Linked DNA regions of Homo sapiens: all the other regions are linked to region 2. A link is a contact called in ENCODE Hi-C or POLR2A ChIA-PET data. All regions are on one chromosome and are shown on one strand. The core of a region is the stretch at or near the end of the contact, and the rest is flanking DNA. Distances in the headings are between cores, read along the strand shown. Region 1 has its middle 600 kb from the start of SNORD151. Region 2 has its middle 380 kb from the start of SNORD151. Region 3 overlaps LOC124901626 (a long non-coding RNA gene).

Region 1 (3,582 bases), core at 254-2,753, 230 kb after region 2:
TCCCTGGGTCCCTGTGAAAGCACACTCTGGGCACTGTTCTCAGCAAAAAGAGGACTAGTGGGATGAAAACAATGAGCATCTTACAGAGGAGGAGCCAGAGGTTGGGCAGCAAACATCACATCCAGGTGTGCCCGTTAGGCAGTAATGGCAGGCTGGGCCAGACCCATGGCTCGTATTCAGCCAGGCTTTTCCCATGCTTCTTTGCTGACTTACTTCCTCCTGGAATTGCTCCACAAAGAATCCTCAGGAACCTGTTATCTAATTCCTGCTGAAGAATGGGACCACTCACAACTCACGTGCTGCTTTAGGACAGTGGTTCTCACATCATGGGAGCACGTGGCAATGCGGAGACATTTGTGGCTGCCACAGTTGGGGAGGTGCACAAGGAGGCGGCTACTGGCTTCTAATGGAAGAAACCAGGGATAGTGCTAAACATCTTATAATGCATAGAACAGTTCCCCACCACACAACATGATTTTGAGACCCCAAACATGCAGCTTGAGGAAAACAATAAGAAGAAAGGCATATTTTATGCATTTTTTCTCTTGTCGAGAAATGAAGGGAAGAAAAGGAAGACATAGAGGGAGGGTGAGGTGGAGGAGGGAGGAATGGGGTGAATGAGAAATTGTATTTGCTGGCGGAGATCTAATAGCGGTGGGGCTGGAGAATGAGATCCCTGCCACCTAACCCTCCCATCAAGAGGCCGGCTGTGAAGAAAGACTTCAGAGCAGGCAGGGGGCAGATAGGATCTCAGCTCCTCCGCAGGGTGCTGGGCCCGCTGCCTCCACCACTGGAGTTCACAAACTCTAGAAAGTGCAGAAGCCTTCACTGCAGAATGGAGATGGTGGTAGCACCTCCGCCTGGGGGTTTGAGGCTTAGCCAGGGTGATCAAAGGACAAGGCTGTGTTAAAATTCAGAGCACTATGAACCCATTTGTCAACTTCAGATAGAAGGAAAAGTGGAAAGTTGAAATGGAATCAAGAAGAGGAAGCAAAGAGCAGTTGTGGCCAGTGGAAATGGGTCAGAGGTGGGTTTACGGAAAGGTAAGAGAATGGGGAGAGAGGCAAGACATTGGATAATTAACAGAATTACAAAAGAAGTGGAGCCTTTCATGAGGGAAGGGAGTGAAGGGACGGATGGGAGGGCAGGGCAGTGCAGGACAAGAGGGGGAAATGTAGGGTCAGGAGAGAGGGAGGGAAAGGAAAGCTCAGGCGATGGGAAGGAGGGGCCAGCACGTGTGAGTCAGGGAAAGTTGGCCTGCCAAGGGCCCGGAAATGACATGAGAAATAAGGACACATGTTATCTGGTTTGGACAGAGAGTGATGCCATTAAAGGGGATGCCCAGTGCTGAGACAGACGAACAAAGATAGCTTTGATGAGAGAGGAGCTGGGAAAGGAGCAGGTGGGCAGCTAGAGTGGGAAGGAAGGGGCCTGTGACAGCGATGGCTGTGGGTGGGTGACTGGCAGGGAAAAGGAAGTGAGCTCAGGTTTCCTGGCAAGGAGACATGCTTCCCAGAGGATGAGCTGCCTGAATCAAGCCATTAACAGCTGCCAAGTGATTCCAGCAGACAGTATGCCTCTTTCAATTAGATTTCATATCCATGAGTAATGAGCTGGGTCACATCTTTCCATGCATCAAAAGATGAAGGTTGCTTCATTTTAAGCTGCCCAGTTATATCCTTTCGGAAGGAAATTTCAAACCAAGGAGTTGTCTTCACTTTTTGTTTCTGAAAGGAAAACATCTAGTAACAAATTTTTGCATTTCCCCAAAATCTGGGAGTAAGGGTCGGGGGTGGTGATGGATAAAAACTACACATTGGGTACAGTGTGCACTGCTTAGGTGATGGGTGCAACAAAATCTCAGAAATCACCACTAAAGAACTTATTCATGTGATCAAACACCACCTGTTCCCCAAAAACCTATTGAAATAAAAAATATAAAATTTGAAAAAAAAAATTTTAAATTCTTCAGAAGATTTTCAGAGTTGGAATTCGGAGAAGCTTTAATGTCAGCTGGTTTTGAAATGTCAGATTTACTTACTCTACAGTTGTTCCTGGGCCCACAAAAATAGCAATGTATTTTAACATGTGGGGCTATAGTGGAGGAAATAGTCCCAATGCAGATATTTTCTAGAAAACGGAAGGAACTGAAAGGGGCCAAAGATCAGCCAGTGATAGAAAAGTGTTCTAGAAAGCTTAAATCTATTTCCCCAAGAGTCCAGAATTTAGGAGGCAGTGCTTGGGAAAGCAGTCTTTTCATATACCTGAGAGCCATTTGTATATATTTTTGGAGAGATATCTAGTCACGTTCTTTCTTAATTGGGTCCCATTTATTCAAGTCTCACTCTTTTATGGGCTGTTTGGTCTTTTGTTGCTGTTGTTGCTTTCCTGTTGAATTGCAGGAGTTTCCTTACATATTGTTGATATTAATTCCTTATTAGACATGTGGCTTACAAATATTTTCCACCATTCTATAGATTGCCTTATCACTCTACTAATTATTCTTTGCTGTGTGGAAAGTTTGTAGTTTGATGTAGCCCCGTTTATCTATTTTTGCATTTGTTGTTTGTGCTTTTGGTGCCAGACACATGAAATCATGGCCAAGACCAATGTCGTGAAGCTTTTCCCTATGTTTTCTTCTAGAAGTTTTATAGTTTCAGATCTTACATTTAAGTTTTGCATTTTGAGTTGATTTTTGTCTATCAGGTAAGAGAGGGGTCCAGTTTCCTTCCTTTGCATGTATATATCTAGTTTTCCTAGCGCCATGTTGAAGAGACCATCCTTTCTATGTATTTTTGTCACTGTTGTCAAAGACCAGTTGACCGTATATCCATGAATTTATTTCTGGGATTTCTACTCGGTTCCGTTTCTCTAGATGTCTTTACACCAGTGCCATATATGTTTTGAAATTAGGAAGTGTGATGCCTTCAGCTTTGTTTTTCTTTCTCTAGATTGTTTTGGCTAGTCAGGATCTTTTGTGATTCCATATGAATTTTAGGATTGTTGCATCTATTTCTGTACAAAATCCCATTGGAATTTTGACAAGGATTACATTGAATCTGCATTAAGGAAATGCAAATCAAAATCACAATGAGATACAACTTTATACTTGTTAGGATAACTATTCTTATATATTATATATATTATCATTTTATATAATATACATATATTATATATATTATCATTTTACACAATATACATATATTATATAAATATATATTTATCATTACATTATATATAATATAATATATATAATATAATATATATATATATAATATAATGATAAATGTTAGCAAGAATGTGGAATTGGGACCCATGCATACTTTTGGTGGTAATACAGAATGGTGCAGTCGCTATGAAAAACAGCATGAAAATCCCTCAAAAAGCGAAAAATAGCACTACCATACGATCCATCAATCCCACTTCTGGATATGTATTCACAATAATGGAAATAAACATCTTGAAGAGATATGTGTACTTCCATATTCATGACAGCATTATTCACAACAGCTAAGATGTGGACACAACCTAAGAGTCCACCGATGGAGGAACGGATAAGGAAAATGTGGTACACACACAATG
Region 2 (3,281 bases), core at 93-2,592:
AGGGGACTCGCTCTTGGCCTGCGGCTATACTGTGGGATGTCTCTGTCCCACCACAGTGTGTGCCTGTGAGTGAGGCTCAGCCTTACTCTTCTCAGTCTCCTGCACCTGACTTACACCTCCTTTCAGGAAATGACAATGAGGACATAGAGGTGTTTGTTACGGATCAATTTCAAGTAGAACCATAACCCAAAGGGGCAGCACTCTCACAGAATGATCGACTTCAGCCAAGGGACAAAAGGGTGTTTGCTCATAGTGGAAAAGGAGAGAGAGAAACTAAAAATTAGGAGCGGGAAGTAAGACTAAGTGCAAAATCCCTGAGAGATTCTAGGTGAGCTGGCCATCCATTTAGGAAGAGATGGGCTGTAGGAGTAAAGTCTCATCACTGAGGAAGGTGCCTGGGTAGGTAGTGCAGGAGGAACGTAACCTGTATCTTAACCAATCAGCACTTTGAAATCACAAAATTCAGAACTCCCTGAATTCTGGATCCAGCCAGGACTGGATCCTTTCATGGGTTGAAAGGCTCATTCTAGTCACTGGAGCTTATGGAAAACTAAAGAGTATTTTTATCATGAATATTCCATTTTTGACATCTGTTAAGTATTAGGAATATCTTAGACACTGCGCAGAACACGAACTGAACACTCTTGGCAGGGGCTGCTGGTGAGTGTGCTCTTAGGTAAAGTAAGCGGACACAGACCCCCTGTTCAAGAGAGGAAACCATGGCTGTGTCATCAAATGGGCCGCCCTGGGAGACACCTGAGCAGTCAGGACACACCCAGAGTTGTGCCTTCAGGGTTTTATCGTCTTTTCACATCACTTTTTCCTATTATCGTGTCATGCGTTCCCATTTTGCCAGTGAAGAGTATGAGCCTCAGAGAATTTATGTGCCATTTACCTGGTAAGTAACCAAGTTGGAATCAGAATGAGGAAATGCAGGGAAAATTTAAATTTCATTCCTTCATATCACAAATATCTCTTGACATGTGTTTAATTAAAGTAACGAACTGAGATTTACTCCATGGGGAAACTGTAGTCTCAATAAAGGCACTTGGGCAACTCCAACTCCTTGACTTCTGGTAGTTTACATTCTTGATGTGATTTTTGTATATATTTAGGAGGCTAAAGAGGCCAAAACCAAAAATGCAATCTTTTCTATGTATTGTTTAAAAGTGAATAAAAAGTATTCCTTAATTTGCTTTATTAGAAAAGTATTTCTTTTAAAATTCCTGATCCTTTATGCATTAGGGCGAAGGGTGAGATTTGCACCTTGTCACCACTAGATGGCAACATCTGAGCGTAGAGTTCAGGCTCAGCGCGGTGGGCACCAACATTCCACAGGGCGCCTGACATGCGGCCTGGGATGGCGCCTCAGAAGGTTGGGCCAGCCAGCCAGCAAGCACCTGTTCCCTGATCCTAAAATAAACCATGGCGGGTCAAAACTCCTAATTGGTTCTATACACCTCTGAAGCCCAGCTCTCCTCGCATTCCACCCTGCTTGAAAAACTAGCAATGGCTCCCTCCAAAGACTAATGTCACCTATCGTCCCCAGATAGAGATTTGATCAATCCTTATTTCTTGACTTTTTCTGTGCCCTGTGTTGGGGAGTGTGGTGTGTCCAGGCCCATCAGAGCTGGCCAGCCAGCCTGGTAGAGGGGTATTGCTCATGGCCATAGAGCCACTGAGCAGGACAGCTGGCCAGCACCCTGGACGACTGAGGATTCTGTCCACAGACACAGACTCATCCACAGAGCTTGTGAGCCATGTAGGACATTTATCCGTGTGCTTTTGGCTGAGTGCAGACATCCAGAGGGTCAACCAAATGGATTGCTTCAAGCAGGTGGCAGCGTGCCTTCCCCGGCATGCTGAGCTGCTGGCCTTCTCCCCACCTCAATTCATTCCTTGCCTGCCCACTACCAGACACATTTAACCTATACCTCTTTGCCACTGTTTCCTCACAGTTGGGCACAGCATTTGGCACAGCTGCTGGAGGAGTCTCCCTGGCCTTTCTGCCCTGAAGAAATCACTCCTGAGCTGTGTGGCTGGGCTCAGGGCCTTGGACTCTGCAGCTGGGATCTCTGGGTGGGATTCAGGCACATGCCTTGAAGCACCCAAGTTAGCAGCAGTCGTTGAGGTGTTTGTTAGTCTATGAACCTTTCCAGTACCCACTCCCTCAGTGGCTCACTGTTCCAGAGACTGCACCACATCCTGGCTATGTGATGTGAATGTCTGATTCATGCCTTCCAGGGCAAACAATCAAGTCAGAGGAAGAGGCAGAGAGATTCTAACATGAATATAAGGGTTGAAGTCCACGGGAGGTGGGGAGGCAGAGGGAGGATGATTGCTCCATCTGGGACTTGGGGAAAGGTGCAATTTGGTAGATAGAAGGACCTACAGGCATCCACCAGGCTTGAGAGAAGGTCCACGCACCCCCTCTTTCTCCTTCTTCAGAATTTCTTCTGGCTTGTGGGGCCTACCTCCTTCTACAGAAGTTGGATTGAGAAGGGTGGGGCTGTGCTCCTCCTGAGTGTGAGGAGATCCAGAAACCTGGTCCTTAGGCAAATGTCTAGGTCTTTCTTCACTTACATGAGGCCTGAGCTACTTCCCCTTGGGAGGAGGTGTGGCATTGCTCCCTCTCTTTGGCCTGGAGCAGGTAGCCTCATCTGGCTGTTCCCTGGGAACCTGGTACGTTCGCTTTCCACAGTGCCCTTCCCACACTGGCCTTGGTTCACATATGGGTAATCCAGGATCTAGCTATGGGTTGGGAAGGAGTCGGGCTGTGTAGTCATTGGCTGCTTTGGTTCTAAGTTTCAGGTCTTTCAGCTAGATGGAGTTCTCTCCAATGGCTCCAGCGAGGGCTGGGAAGACAAAATCTAATAAAATAAAGCCTGTCTCTTTGCTCCGCCTTCTCTCTATGAATGTCAGCATGTTATGAGTCTAATAGTCTACTTGGCAAATCATTCTTTCTTCTTTTATATAGTATGCAATTTCAAAGAAAATTTGTATTTGTTTGTAGTCTTGAGTTCAAACCTTTTAAATTTTTAGATGGCCAGAAAATTAATTAGATAGGCATGAACTTCAGTGTTTTGTTGGATGGCTGACGGTTACGAAGCTGTTAAAGGATCTTCACATGCTTTTGTTTTCTGTTCTGACTCTGTATCAATTCTTTTGAACAGCAATTAGATGACAATTAAAGAATCCTAATGGGAAGAGATCTCTCAAATGTCTGGTTCTGTTTTGCTTTGTTTTGTTTTCCCTGCACTCTATCTCTAGTGTCTCAGTTT
Region 3 (3,682 bases), core at 1,084-3,583, 180 kb after region 2:
ACCAAGGTCAACATTAACAGTCATGCATTCTATTGATTGTATGTACCCTTGATGTGATGTGATGCAAATGGCACTTTACCTGCGTGGTCTTCCTCTGACAAGCTCATTACCCCATTCTAATCATGAGAAGAACATCAGACAAATTCCAACAGAGGAGAATTATACAATATAATACCTGACCCCTCGAAACTGTCAAGGTCATCGAAAACAAGGAACCTCTGAGAAGCTGTCATAGCCACAAGGGACCTAAAAACAGACATTGTGCCTAACGTAATAGGTATCCTGGATGGGATCTTGGAAGAGAAAAATAACATCTGGTGAAAACTAAGAAAATCTGAATAAATGGTAGACTTTAGTTCATAAACGTATATCACCATGGATTCATTAATTGTAACAAACATGCCATACAAATGTAAAGTGTTAATAATAGAAAAAATTGAGTATGGAAAATATGAGGACACCGTGTACCATCTTTGCATTTTTCCTTTGCATCTAAAACTGTTCTAAAAAATAGAGTTCATTAAAAAAAGGGGGGCTGAACTTCACAACAATTAGGGTATAGGGAAACCTTGCTGGAAGAGGGACATTTGAGCTACAAAGAGGGTGAGGAAGAATTGACAGTAAAAGAGGAGACAGTGCTTGTCATAAGAAACGGCTGATGCACACATTCAGGTTTGAGAGGAAGAATGGTCCTCGGGGAGCACTGCAAGACAGGTGGCCCACACATCATCCTCAGCCAGTCTTTCTCCAGGAGCAATGGGACAGGAGGCTGAGTGCCATGTAAGCAACATTGAGAATCTAGAACTCTTCAGACAAAGGGAAGTCACTGGAGACTTTCAGGCAGAGGAGTGGCATGATTAGACTTGTGTTTTTGAAAGATTACCCTCAACATTTTTTTGAAAGTGAAGAGCTCAGTTATTTAACTTCCTTTCCTTGCTGCTTTTTTCTTACCCTTGCCATTAGATAACCCTAGGGGCTGACTCTGGAATACCTGCCTTTGGATGGCAATATTGAAGGAAGCCCTTGGTCCCAACCCCAATTCCCTCCTTCATGCTTGGGAGTGTGAAGCTCATCACGCAAAAGCCATAAATGGACCTTATAAGGAGGCGAAGAAACCTCCTTCTCAGATGTTTCTCCCCTGGAGCCATCGCGAGTATCTTAAATATGTTTGCTAATTACCTGGAGCCTTGGAAAATAGGCTTGTGCCTTGCCTCCTTCAGACATAATGTTTCAGTAATTAGTAATCAATTACCTCTCTGCTCCCTAGACAAGCTCGATTCCTTTTTTTCCATGATGTTCTTTCCTCACCCAAGCTGTGCTGACAGGCAATTGAGTCATATCTTTCTCAAGCCCGCCAAAAGCCACACACTGAATAAAGGGGGAGGAAGAGGGGAAAATGAAACGATACACCCCGGATAATAGATAATTAGATAATTATCCCTAGCTGAAAGCACGTTTTGGAATTTGCATTCAAAATGAAGGGAATTGGCAGAAAGAATGCTGATGTCAGGGAATGGGTAATTTTATTTCAGGGAAGTAGCTAGCGGGGAGGATTTAGTCATCCTCTGACTTGCTCCAGCCTCTTCATTTGTCTTCTTCCCTTTAGCTTTTTCGCCTATAATCTAAACTCCCCACCATTGCCAGAGAGAACATTCTAAATGTCATGCCAACATTTCTATGAGAAAAAGAAGGTATGGGGGGTGTCAAGACACTTTCGAGATAAAATCCAGATGTACCATACCTTCTATAACCTATCTCTTCCTTCATTTTCTGCCCCATTTCCCAATCCCTTGTATGGTCTATTTCAGCAATATTGAGCTACGCATTGCTCCCCAGACTCAACTTGGTTTCACAAATCTGTGCTCCCTTCTAAACTCTGTAAAATGCACCACTCTCAACCCTGGTGCTCGGAACACATATCTACGTGTCCTTATGGATTATTCTTTTCTCTTCCCCACATCTTATCTATTGGTATGTTCTGTTGATTTTGTCTTTTCCATTTATCATCAAATTTTCTATGAACACCTTGTCCAGACCACCACCTGACACCCCCATACAGTCTTCTGACTCACAGTCCAGTGCTCTCTCCTGGACAACTGCAACAGCTCCCTGACTAGTCTCCTTTTTTTTGTTTGTTTTTGTTTTTTGTTTTCTGTTTTTTTTTTTTTTTTTTTTTTTGGACCTGTGTTTCTTTACAACCCACTAGGCTTTTAAAGCTGGAAATTGGATCACATTACTCTCTGCCTAACACATTCCAGTGGTTCTCATTGTTCTTACAATAAAATCTTTTATTTATTTATTTTTAACCACATCCTGCATTGCTGACCTCTGCTCTCCTTCGTTCTTTTCCTTACATGCTTCATTTAAGTTATGGCAGAAATTGTGGCACCCTAGGGGTTGGAGGAGCCCTTCTTGAAAACCTCAGATGTCCCCTCCTCATTGCCCAGCTAAGAAAGGTCATATGAATTGCCCTTTACACATTTCAAACAGGGTGCAGCTTTGGAGACCAGGCCTCCTGAGTTACAGTCCATGCTCTTGGGGCTTGACTAAGTTCTTTGCTGTCAGTAAGGGTCCCCTTGGGCCAAGATCTGGCTGCATGGGCCCTGGGTCCCCAACTTTTCCAGCATGATGAGGATCTGGACCAGGAGCTACAAGCTCACATGCTAACAAGGACTAGGCAAGCCATGCAGAATGTAGATATGAGCTTTTTATAAGAAGAGAATAGGGGTCTTGATAGGGGTGATGGGGAGACCTTCTGTCCCTACTAAAGTGGGGAGCCACTATTTAGCATTGTTAGCTTTCACATACATAATCCACTGTTAGTAATTTTTTTTATTTTAAAAGTAATGTTCAGTTTTAATAAACAAACAAACAAAAATTGCCTGGGGGGGCTGTTAGGCCAGTGAGTGGTCTATGGTGTCGACATTCCAGGGGAAACTGCAGGGTAATGATCCAACCCTGGGAGATGAAAAGGTAAAAGGTTCAGGTAAAGGGGGAGGGGCCAAGTGTGGAAATAGGAGAGAATTGTAGGGGAAGACCAACACTGTGGGAAGGGAAGAAAGAGGTGAGGAAAGGAGGAGAGGGAGAGAAGCCAAAGAGTGTGAAGACCCTTGGAGATTCCCTTGTTACTAGTGAGCTAAGATTACATTATTTGCTTGAACATCAAGATGAAGGATAGGCCTCCACATGCCTTCCCCTGCACTCCTCATCTCTTTTTGGTGCGGTCCTCTCAGGCAAGCCCTCCGACCTGCCCCCTGCAGCCCCCGCGCTGACTTTCTCCCCTCTGCACACAGGCACACACTGCCCCTTCTCAAACTCATGGATGCATCACCAGGCAAATAGGAAATGCTACTAAATGCTGTTCTATGAGGGACAATAAATGAGTGGGAAGGTGGAGAGGAAATATTAGGAGACAGAATACAAGAAACAGGATGTCTAAGGTGGGTAAGGAGGAGCTGTGGAAGCAATCATCAACTCGGAAGTCCTGGAAATGAAGTAAATCTGTGAACAAAAGATCCAAACACCTGAAGACCTCTTCCCTTCTCACCTGGTGTTTGGGCCACACTCAAGCCTCCCACGCCTCTGTGCTCTTGGTTTCTCTGTGTGACTGCTGCCCACAGATGACTGGAAAGACATCCATTTCTAATTCTCTGCACTGGAAGTTTGGACCATGGCTCCAAAT

What was found. A loop is a pair of places that touch in the nucleus more often than their neighbours do. ChIA-PET counts read pairs that join two places held with the same protein, here RNA polymerase II (POLR2A). Pooled maps may share reads with other maps.
Region 1: a loop to region 2 is called in a map of Calu3, with 3 times the contacts of the local background. The contact joins two enhancer-like sites. A Hi-C loop is called at or near these places in 3 of 168 maps with a recorded cell type or tissue (Calu3, IMR-90 and endothelial cell of umbilical vein), 1 of 37 single-sample maps with no recorded cell type and 2 of 50 pooled maps. POLR2A ChIA-PET finds 5 or more read pairs at or near these places in 1 of 52 experiments (HEK293).
Region 3: a map of PC-3 shows a loop between it and region 2 (8-fold over the local background). The contact joins two enhancer-like sites. A Hi-C loop is called at or near these places in 2 of 168 maps with a recorded cell type or tissue (PC-3 and PC-9). POLR2A ChIA-PET finds 5 or more read pairs at or near these places in 1 of 52 experiments (endothelial cell of umbilical vein).

The regions. Positions count from the first base shown.
Region 1 is chr7:46,858,017-46,861,598 of GRCh38, reverse strand. No RefSeq gene overlaps it. Among named protein-coding and RNA genes, the nearest start is that of SNORD151, 600 kb to the left of the region's middle. Within about 2 kb of position 1,503, at least 3 of the 41 ENCODE cell types and tissues checked have a DNase peak (open chromatin) inside an H3K27ac peak, as active enhancers do.
Region 2 is chr7:47,086,997-47,090,277 of GRCh38, reverse strand. No RefSeq gene overlaps it. Among named protein-coding and RNA genes, the nearest start is that of SNORD151, 380 kb to the left of the region's middle. Within about 2 kb of position 1,342, at least 2 of the 41 ENCODE cell types and tissues checked have a DNase peak (open chromatin) inside an H3K27ac peak, as active enhancers do; they include PC-3, where a contact is called at or near this core.
Region 3 is chr7:46,907,607-46,911,288 of GRCh38, reverse strand. All of the region lies in intron 1 of LOC124901626 (a long non-coding RNA gene), which reads left to right. Among named protein-coding and RNA genes, the nearest start is that of SNORD151, 560 kb to the left of the region's middle. Within about 2 kb of position 2,333, at least 3 of the 41 ENCODE cell types and tissues checked have a DNase peak (open chromatin) inside an H3K27ac peak, as active enhancers do; they include PC-3, where a contact is called at or near this core.